Linked DNA regions of Homo sapiens: region 1 is linked to region 2. Evidence: read pairs that join two places in POLR2A ChIA-PET (ENCODE). Cell type or tissue: CD4-positive, alpha-beta T cell. All regions are shown on one strand. Each heading gives the region's core, and the rest is flanking DNA. Links, peaks and the distances in the headings are about the cores only.

The links. Peaks named below come from ENCODE experiments on the same cell type or tissue, not always from the same donor. Only the 100,000 strongest peaks of a DNase experiment are listed, where the experiment ranks them.
Region 1: POLR2A ChIA-PET joins it to region 2 with 9 read pairs; 18 of 35 experiments call an interaction of 5 or more read pairs at or near these places.

What each region holds. Positions count from the first base shown.
Region 1 is chr6:36,116,404-36,120,740 of GRCh38, forward strand. It overlaps a transcript of MAPK14 not described here. Among named protein-coding and RNA genes, the nearest start is that of MAPK13, 12 kb to the right of the region's middle. RefSeq lists a silencer at 4,265-4,314. In CD4-positive, alpha-beta T cell, for the core only: no CTCF peak of the experiment used is centred there; a DNase peak (open chromatin) is centred at 2,408; H3K4me3 peaks cover 395 bases; H3K27ac peaks cover 2,217 bases.
Region 2 is chr6:36,204,433-36,209,006 of GRCh38, forward strand. It overlaps BRPF3 (bromodomain and PHD finger containing 3), which reads left to right. Exons shown (of 13, transcript NM_015695.3): 3 at 226-382; 4 at 2,881-3,012. Among named protein-coding and RNA genes, the nearest start is that of BRPF3-AS1, 9.5 kb to the left of the region's middle. In CD4-positive, alpha-beta T cell, for the core only: no CTCF peak of the experiment used is centred there; no DNase peak of the experiment used is centred there.

The sequences.
Region 1 (4,337 bases), core at 338-4,337, 88 kb before region 2:
GTTGTGATCCTGGGAAATGTAAGTATATTAATATGCAGAAAAGTATTTGTTTGATATGTAAAACCAAGTTACAGTCTAGGCTCAGATAATCATAAATAGTTTTTTCCACCTTCATGAATGTCCAGCAGGATGTTTGTAATGTGAAGCAATTCTTGTTAAGAATCCCACTCTGCACAGTGGCCCGTGCATGCTCATATCAGTAATACTCCTGATCAGTATGATAACCAAAAATGGCCCCAGAGATTTCAGTGCACCCGCTGAGAACTGCTGACAGATCAAATGACTCTGGGACACCTGGAGTCCTAAGAAGTGAAACCTCCACAATGCAGGACAGACCTGGCTCCCTATGGTCTTCCTTCCTTCCTTCACCTCCTTCCCCCTACTTTCCTTACCTCCCTACTAAAAAGTAGTTCTTTTAATGAACTGCTACTGTATGTTAGGCAATTTACATTCTTGCATATTCTATACAAGTAATGTCTCTTTCTCAGTCACGTTACAACTGAGGCTAGATTCAACAGACTATCCTGATATCAACGTTGAAAGACTCCTGGTTCCAAAGAGTTTTATAGCATTGGTGTTAGACAATCCTCTTTTGGTTTTTTTAAAGAAAATTTAAAAAAATTAATTCAGCATAATTTCCATAAGGACTCCCTGGCTGCTGCTGGCCAAATTGGGGAGGAGTCCCTGGCAGCCACAGCCAGGCACTGGTGCCTTATCTTGTTCAGCACACACTGGGTCTCTCTCCCTAGTTCCAGGCCCCTTGCCCTCGCTTCTCTACTCATCTGGGATAGAAATGCACCTCCAGGCCTCTGAAGAGAAACTACCTTTTCCCTCTTTCAGCCAAAAGGGCTCAAGCCAGCACTCGCTTTGTATGTCCTAGAAGATGAGCATGCTTCCCTCTGGCTCTCTATAGCAGTGCTCTAATGGGACAAAGTCACTGTGTGCTCTTGCTTTCTCTCCTGGTCTTTGTGCGTGATAGTCCCTCTCTCTAGAACCCTCTTCCTCCTCCTCATTCCTCTGAGCTAATGTATTCGTTCTTCTGTTCAGCCTTGACATCACTCCCTCAGTAAATTTCTGACCATTCCCAAGCCTGGATTAGCTGTGTCTTCTGCATGCACCCTGTAATCTGGAATGATCATTGGTGGCACTGATTACACTGCTTTATCATTGCTTGCTGTTTGTACCACCTGCTCAAAAAAGAAAAACATATAAAGGTTAAGGATACAGGCTCTGGAACCTTTGATGTGATTAAGTAATTTGCTCAAGATTGTACCAATAATAGAGAGTGGGGCTGTGAGGACTAAATGAGTTAAGACATGAAAAACCCTGAGTATACAGTAAATGCTAAATACTGGCTTAAGGCTGCATGTCATCGAAGACAGATCATGTCTTGTTCACTGTGGTGTCCCTGTCACCTAGCTTGGTACCTGGCACACAGTAGGCATTCAGTCCTTATTGACCGAGTCCATAAATGACTGTCAGCTTTTAATCCCTTGCAGATCACCTTGTCTTTTGCTTCCTGTTTTTACAATCAATAGTCTTTAGAAGCAAAGATCATTTAAAGAAAAACCAAATATGTAGGGGTTATCTGCCTTGCCTAAGAAATGGTGCTGTGTGGAATTTCCTTGTTTAAGAAGAGATACGTGTTAGAAGAATTGGCTTCTGATTCTCTTTGCTGTGTCTTGCTGTGTAATTCAAGTTGGCTGCACAGCAATTTAATGAATTAGAACAAGAACCAAAAGATTATTGAAAGTGGCTGATGGCCATAATCTAGATAATTCCTACTGTGTCCCCATCCATCTGCCACTTTAAAATGAAAATAGCAAGGCAAAAGAAAGATAATTGGAAGGCATTATGGTGTCTTGCACCCTCATTCAGCCATTCTACAAATATCTATTAGGTACCTTCCATCTGTCAGGCACTGGGAATATGGGAAAGAATAAAAGTCAAATTCCTGTCCCCATGGAGTTGTTCGTTGTTTTCATGGGAAAAGGCAGTGGTAAACAATGACTGTACCATCTCGCTGGCACCCCTAGAACAGAACATCTAAGCACCTGTTGCTGGAGGCCATTTCTGGGCCGGTGCACCTTTGATCCACCTCCCTGGCACTCAACTGACAGACAACAGGATTTCTCGTGGCGTCCAGGGCTGCATGTCCTCTTGGGTTACCTCGACCTGATCAGCTGGCTCCACTGTGTGTTTCCAGTGTGAGGTGTGAGGTCACCATCCGCTGCCATTACACAAAGACCCATTTCCCCTGGGCCATTGCTCAAGTATGACAGAGCTGATTGTCCTGTATGGAAACTCAGCCACTCACAGCTCTGCCCAGTGAGACAGGCAATGACTATCTGATCATGGTTGCTGACACAGTGCTTGTGGTGGGGAGTGTCCCTATCTGGAGGCAAACAGCCGAGTGGCTGCTGTGCCCTCAACAAGCCCCACCCTGCTTCACGGTGAGGAAACAGCCCCCACCCAACCAGTCCTCTCCCCAGCCTCCAGTTGAGTCAGGTGCCCCCCTCCAAGTGTTTATGTAATTTGTGCTGATCTTACCAGGGTCAAAGCACTTACCACATTACTTTGTCTAACTATTATTCTTTCATGACACAAAACATATTTATTGTTGAAAATGTTTAAATGTAGTAGGTAACATCTATTATCCCACTACCTGGAAATAATAGCTGTTGACAGATTGGCATAACTCCAAGAAATTTTTTTAAATCTGGAAAACATCGCTTTTAAAACTCATTATTATTCAGTGATCTGTGTCAATAAATGGCATTGAAACAGCTAGATAGACACTTTCCTCCTTCAGCCACAATCATTTCCAGACAGGTCAAAGATTTAAATGGAGAAAGGCTTTCAAAGCATGTCCCCAAACCTAGAAACCATGCAGGAAAAGGCAAATGAATTTGCCCGTGCAAAAACTGTAGAGCTTTCATACATTGGCGTCCATTTGGCAGGATTCAGTAAGGGCAGAAGCTGTACATAGCTGCGGTTCTAGGTAATTCTAGAACTTTCTAGAAGCTTTCTCGTATGTCAACAAGGAACAGAGTACAGACTTTTCACTCAACATCATTTGTAATAGCAGGAAAAAATGGGAACAAACCTCAAACACCATCAATAGGGGAATAGGAAATAAACTGCAGTATGTATTCATGCAATGAAATATTAAATGGCAGTGAAGACAAATGAACTAGAATGATTCCCCCACCACCACCCCAGACCCCTGATTTTGCCTCTGTCCCAGGAACAATAGGCAATGTCTGGAGACCTTTTTAGTTGTCACACTTGGAGGTGAGGGTGGTGAGCATCTAGTGGGTAGAGGCCAGGGATGCTGCTGAACATTTTGCGACGCACAGGACGGCCCCCACAACGAGGAATTACCCAGCAGAAACATGTCAGCAGTGCCGAGGCTGAGAAACAGAGACGACTCAACATCTTGGCAGATCTCACCAACAACCTTAAGTGAAAAAGGAGGCTGCAAAACGATCTATCTGGCATCGTTTACAGATGCATACGTATATAGTAAAACTAAAAGCAGACGAGAATAATAAACACCAACTTGTAGAGGGGTCACCTCTAGGGAGGGAGAGAGGGCATGGAATCAGAGAGGGGCATGAAAGGGCTTCAGCTGCCAAGAGCCAGACAGCTTAGGTTCTAATCCCGGTTCCACCACTGACACTGTGTAACCTCCGCAGGTTGCTTGATCAATCGGGGCCTCAGTTATCACAACTGTAAAATGGGATGATATTGATAATAGTGCCTTCTTCACAGGATTGTGGTGAGGGTTAAATACGTTAACCAATGTAGAGCACTTAGAACAGTGTGTGGCTCATAGTAAGAACTATATGTTTTTGTCACCGTTTTCATCATGATGATGAGTATCTATGATGTTCTATTTTTAAAATATCAGAAGTGAATATGGCATGTGTGTGAAACATCTCAGCGTTCTGCCTTGACAAGGACCTTCACTCCTCCTCCCACCCCCACCAGCCAAGTGAATTTCACCCTCAGCACTTAGTCTATATTTGTTAAGGCTGGCCATCCGGAACATACTCTCCAAATCTGAGACAATTCATCCAAGCAGTGTGTTTCCTTTTCCTCTTCCCCCACCACCACCGCCACCCCCCACCATGATGCTGGAAACTTTTCTTTATTGATACAGATGATGAGCAATGCGGTGATAAGTGTGTATCCCCCGGCTGTTTTCGCGTTTTCACTAAATTGATGGCTATGGGATTACCGGATTAACAAGGTGCACATTTTGACACTTTGGCAGCATTGCCAAATGGTTCTAAAAGCTTGCCCCAGTTGACACTCCCACCTGCCGACGACAG
Region 2 (4,574 bases), core at 575-4,574:
CTGCAAGGCAAGAGGTGGAAAAGCAAATGAAATAACTCATGCTGAATCTGAGCTGCTTAACTTTACTGTCCTTTTCAAGCCTTTCTCTGAGGTGAGGTATTTGGCCATTTTATTCTGTCTTCCTGTATAAGGTTCAGAAATGAACCAGGTCTGGATAGGATGCACAGGCTGTAATCTGGGCTGCCCACTGACCTTGTCTTTCACTTCCGTGTGCCTCTACTCAAGGTTGAACAAGATCTGTAGTGGTCTCTCCTTTCAGAGGAAAAACCAGTTTATGCAGCGGCTTCACAATTATTGGCTGTTGAAGCGGCAGGCACGGAATGGTGTCCCTCTTATCCGGCGCTTGCACTCCCATCTGCAGTCCCAAAGAAACGCTGAGCAGGTAGGTGCAGTGGTGATTTGAGGCTGGTAGAGGGAGGTGGAGAGTGAAGGAAAAGGAATGATGGTTGGGGTGGGGCTGGCACCCCTTCTTGATCCCTCCATGGAGCCTTTGCCTACCTGTCTGGGTGGCCTATCCCAGGAACAACCCCCAGCACTACAGAGATCTTCAAGCAGCTCCTTCTGGATGGATGAGGCTTGACTTTGTAGAGAATTCTAGGGGAGAGTGGAGAGCATGCGTAGCTTTCCATATATGTGGGGAAAATCCTCTAGATGTAGCAGAAAGCCAGAAGTAGGCTGAATGAGAGCCAGGGTGGCCACATTGTGTTAATTAGGAAAAGGTGCCCTTTCCTCAAGACATTATACTGCCATCTGCCAAAAAATGTTTCATAGTAAATACACAAATTTACGATCTAAGTTGTAGCACACAGCCTGTCCAATTGTGGTGGCTGTTAGCCATTAGCAACTGGAGTTGCTGCATGTTTAATGTTTTCTGCTCCTAATTTCTCTTATTTTAACTCTTTAGTTCTTTCTCCCCCTTTACCTGTTCTATTCTTTCTGTCTTTAAGTGTTCCCACACTGCTGCTCCAGAGATGAAGCAAAGCTTTATGTGAGTCTGGTGCCTTCTGCATTCTGTCTGATCTCACTTTTGCCTTTTATAACTAAACTCCTGAAGTATAAGCCTGTATCTGGCCCGCCTTGAACCTTTTGGTCCACCTGCTCCACTGAAGCCTCCCCTAAAACATCAGCTACCTTCTCCCAGGAAGTCTTTCCTTATATTCTCACCTGATTGATCATTGGGCTGCATTTGACACCACAAATGACTTTGTCTAAGAGCTTCTCTGTGATACCACTTCCGGCTGCTTCTACCTCTCTGACTGTACCCTATGCTGATCCCACTTCTTGCTCTTTAATGGTAACATTCCCAGTGGCTCTGCTATCTGCTCGTTTGCTTGGAGAACATGTCCAATCTCATAATTGACAATAACTGTAATAGCAGCTCCAGACTTTTTGTCTTGTCCTCATCCCTTTTTTCTGCCATCAGTCCCTCAGGGATGTTTCCATGTGGATGTTGTTAATTTGTAACTCAAATATTGGAAATTAATTATCTTTTTTCCTCTCAGTAAACTTATTTCCCCATCATTATGGCTCTCCCCTCCCTCCTGGACTCATATCAAAAGTTCCCCACCTTGGAGTTACTTTTGACTCTTTACTCCCTAAGGGCCATTTTTAATCATCCTTTAAGCTGCTTTGGGGGCTTTATCAACATGGGTTTTTGTCTTCATTCTGCAGCTCTCCTGCTCATCCATGCCCTCTTAATCTCAGCAATAGCTTTCTAGGTGATCTCCAGCCTCTAATTCTTTCTTTGATCTTCAACTGGTAGTTTCTTATTCACATGCTGTTGGGATCCTCCATGGCCAAGAGGTTGTAGAGGGAGGGTGCTGCCTACATCTGGGCAGGTGTGCTTGGCATGGACATTGGTGGGGATCTGTCCTTTGGGGAAAGGCCTAGTTCTTGATTTTATAAGCTTGGCTTTGGGGCAGGAATGTCTGACTGTGGAGAGGAGCAAGGCCTAGGTGAGCAATGTCCTGCTCTTCCATTCTCTTACTTCCTCTTCCAGAATATACTCCTCTTTCTAGGCAGGCGAAGTTAAGGCTCTTTTGCCTTACATTTGAAGCTTCTTATTAGCTGTATCCTGGATCTTCCTTGGCTTTTATAGTTCTCCAGCATCTCTGTTCTGGCCAGCCTGTTTCACTTACTAAGCAAAGAATCACTAATTCTGCCTCTATATTTCTGCCCCTTTCATCCCTTTGGTTCCAGAAGAGACCTTCCTTACTACTTTGCCCATCCATGTCTGTCACCTACCTGTATGTTAAACTCTAGTAAGAGTCTTCACCAGGAAGCTTCTCTGATCTAACCTCCACCTACTCAGATCTTCTATTTTGTATCCTCTTAGCATTTTATTTCCAGTTTATATTATTAGTTTGTATTATCTTTATGCTAATATGCCCTTGTGCTTCAAGCTCTAGGTCTCTTCCCTTCCCCTGACTCCAACTGTAATTTTTTCTAGGGCAGGAATCGTGATTTGTTTGTTGTTGTTTTACCAGAGTATATTCAGGCTTATAGTAAGAACCTTGCTTTGTTTTCTAGCCAAGTGAAAGCTCTAGGGTGAAATTCTTTTCACCCCTGAGGTCAGTTTTCTTATGAAATTCTTTCTGACCCAGAGGGCCATAGCTGCTCTCTGGCATACCTGGGGATAGGGGGAAGCAGTCCCAGATCCTACTCCAGCAAAGGTTATTGCTTTATAATGAAGAAACAGTGCTGTAATACTGGGGCAGCTCAGGAGGAAGGCATGGGGTAGAGAGGGGTGGAAGGGCTCTTGGAACTGTGGGTCAAGGAAGGGGACAAGACTTTTACCTGCTGCAGCCCCGTGAGGCTTGAACAGGGAGAGGACTTTTGCAAGAAGGAGGTTCCTAGTCCCTCTTCTCTTCCCTCCTGTAGCGAGAGCAGGATGAGAAGACAAGTGCAGTGAAGGAGGAGCTGAAGTATTGGCAGAAGCTCCGGCATGACTTGGAGCGGGCGCGGCTGCTGATTGAGCTGATTCGGAAGAGAGAGAAGCTCAAACGAGAGCAGGTAAGGAGGAGCCCCCAGCCCTAGGGCCCTAGTTCAAGGCCACTTTCTCCCACTATTAGTCTAGTATTGGGAAATCTGGGAGCCCCTGCCTTATGCTAGGTTTCTTTCTCCCCTCCCTACCCAGGATTGTAGGCTCCAAGATCTGCCTACTTTGTATTAGATGTGGTGCTACTGATGGTTTCTATAGTTTGGATTTCAGCTCCTGGTGGCCTCAAGCATAAGCTTAATATCATATGCCTGGGCCTGTCCCTGTATTTTCTGATTCAGGAAGTCTCTCAGAGGGAGCCTGGCCTTGAGGATTTTGAAAAGCTTCTTAGACCATTCTCATGGGCATCATCAGTTGAAAGCCTCTGGCCTGGGAACTTCTGAGGGTTCCCACTTGACTCTTAAACACTTATGGTCCTGAATCATTTACATTTTCTGTTTCTCCTCTGTTCTAGGAGATTTTAAGCCCTTGAGCATAGGAAATGTTGAGGTAGGTAGTGTAGCATAGTGTTTAGGAACATGAGCTATGGCACCAGACTGCCTGGGTTGAAATCCTGCCTCTTCTACAGACTACCTGTATGACATTAAGCAAATTCTTTAATCGCTTAATACATTGGTTTTCTCACCTGGAATATGGGGGTAATTATAGAGCCTACATCATAAGGTTGTTTTGAGGATTAGATGACTTCATCATGTAAAGAGCTTAGAACAGTGCCTGGCACATAGTAACAGCCAGAGAAATGTCAGCTGCTGTCATTATTATTATTATCAATACTCTTTGCTTCTCTGAAGTGTCTACTGCACATGGCAGAGAGCAAATACTGTTAATTAAGTGGATGAAAAGCCAAAACTGTTCTCTCTGGTCTAGGAATAGCAGCTGTCACTCACATGCTTCAGAGGCCAGGGTTAAAGATGTTCCTTTCTTGCCGGGCACAGTGGCTCATGCCTGTAATCCCTGCATTTAGGGAAGCAGAGGCAGGAGGATAGGTTGAGTCCAGGAGTTTGAGATGAGCCAGGGCAACAAAGCAAGACCTGTTCTCCACAAAAAGGGGAAAAAAAAAAGATGTTTCTTTCTCTTTCTCCAAATTCTAATTCAGTGGTCAGCCTTAGCACAACCCCTTTTCTAGCAGGCCAGTAGCCTGAGTTTCCTCCTCATAGCCTGGGCAGCTCATGCCATATTTACCATGGATGGCCATGGAGGACATCTCAGGACCTTCTTCAAGGGTTCAAAATGTCTGTGCTGTCCCAGGCATGATCCCACAGCTGAACTTCTCATCTCATCTCTGGTTCAGAGAAATGAGAGAGAGAAGAAGGCCTGGTCCTGGGGAAGTAGGCAGGCCTGTTTTGATATAGCCAAAAGGTGGAAATTTTCTATAGTCTTAATTTGTGGCTTCCCAACTTTTCACATTAGGGCATATGTAGAAAATAGCATTTGTACAGCATACTACTGTAAGTATATGAAGCTACTTGCCACTTGCGGGGGCAAGCCTGGAGGCCCTGGTGACCCCATGCTGACCCAGATGCTCCAAGGGCTGATGGAATCAGTATCTCAGCACACTGGGAAATTCTGGTTCAAG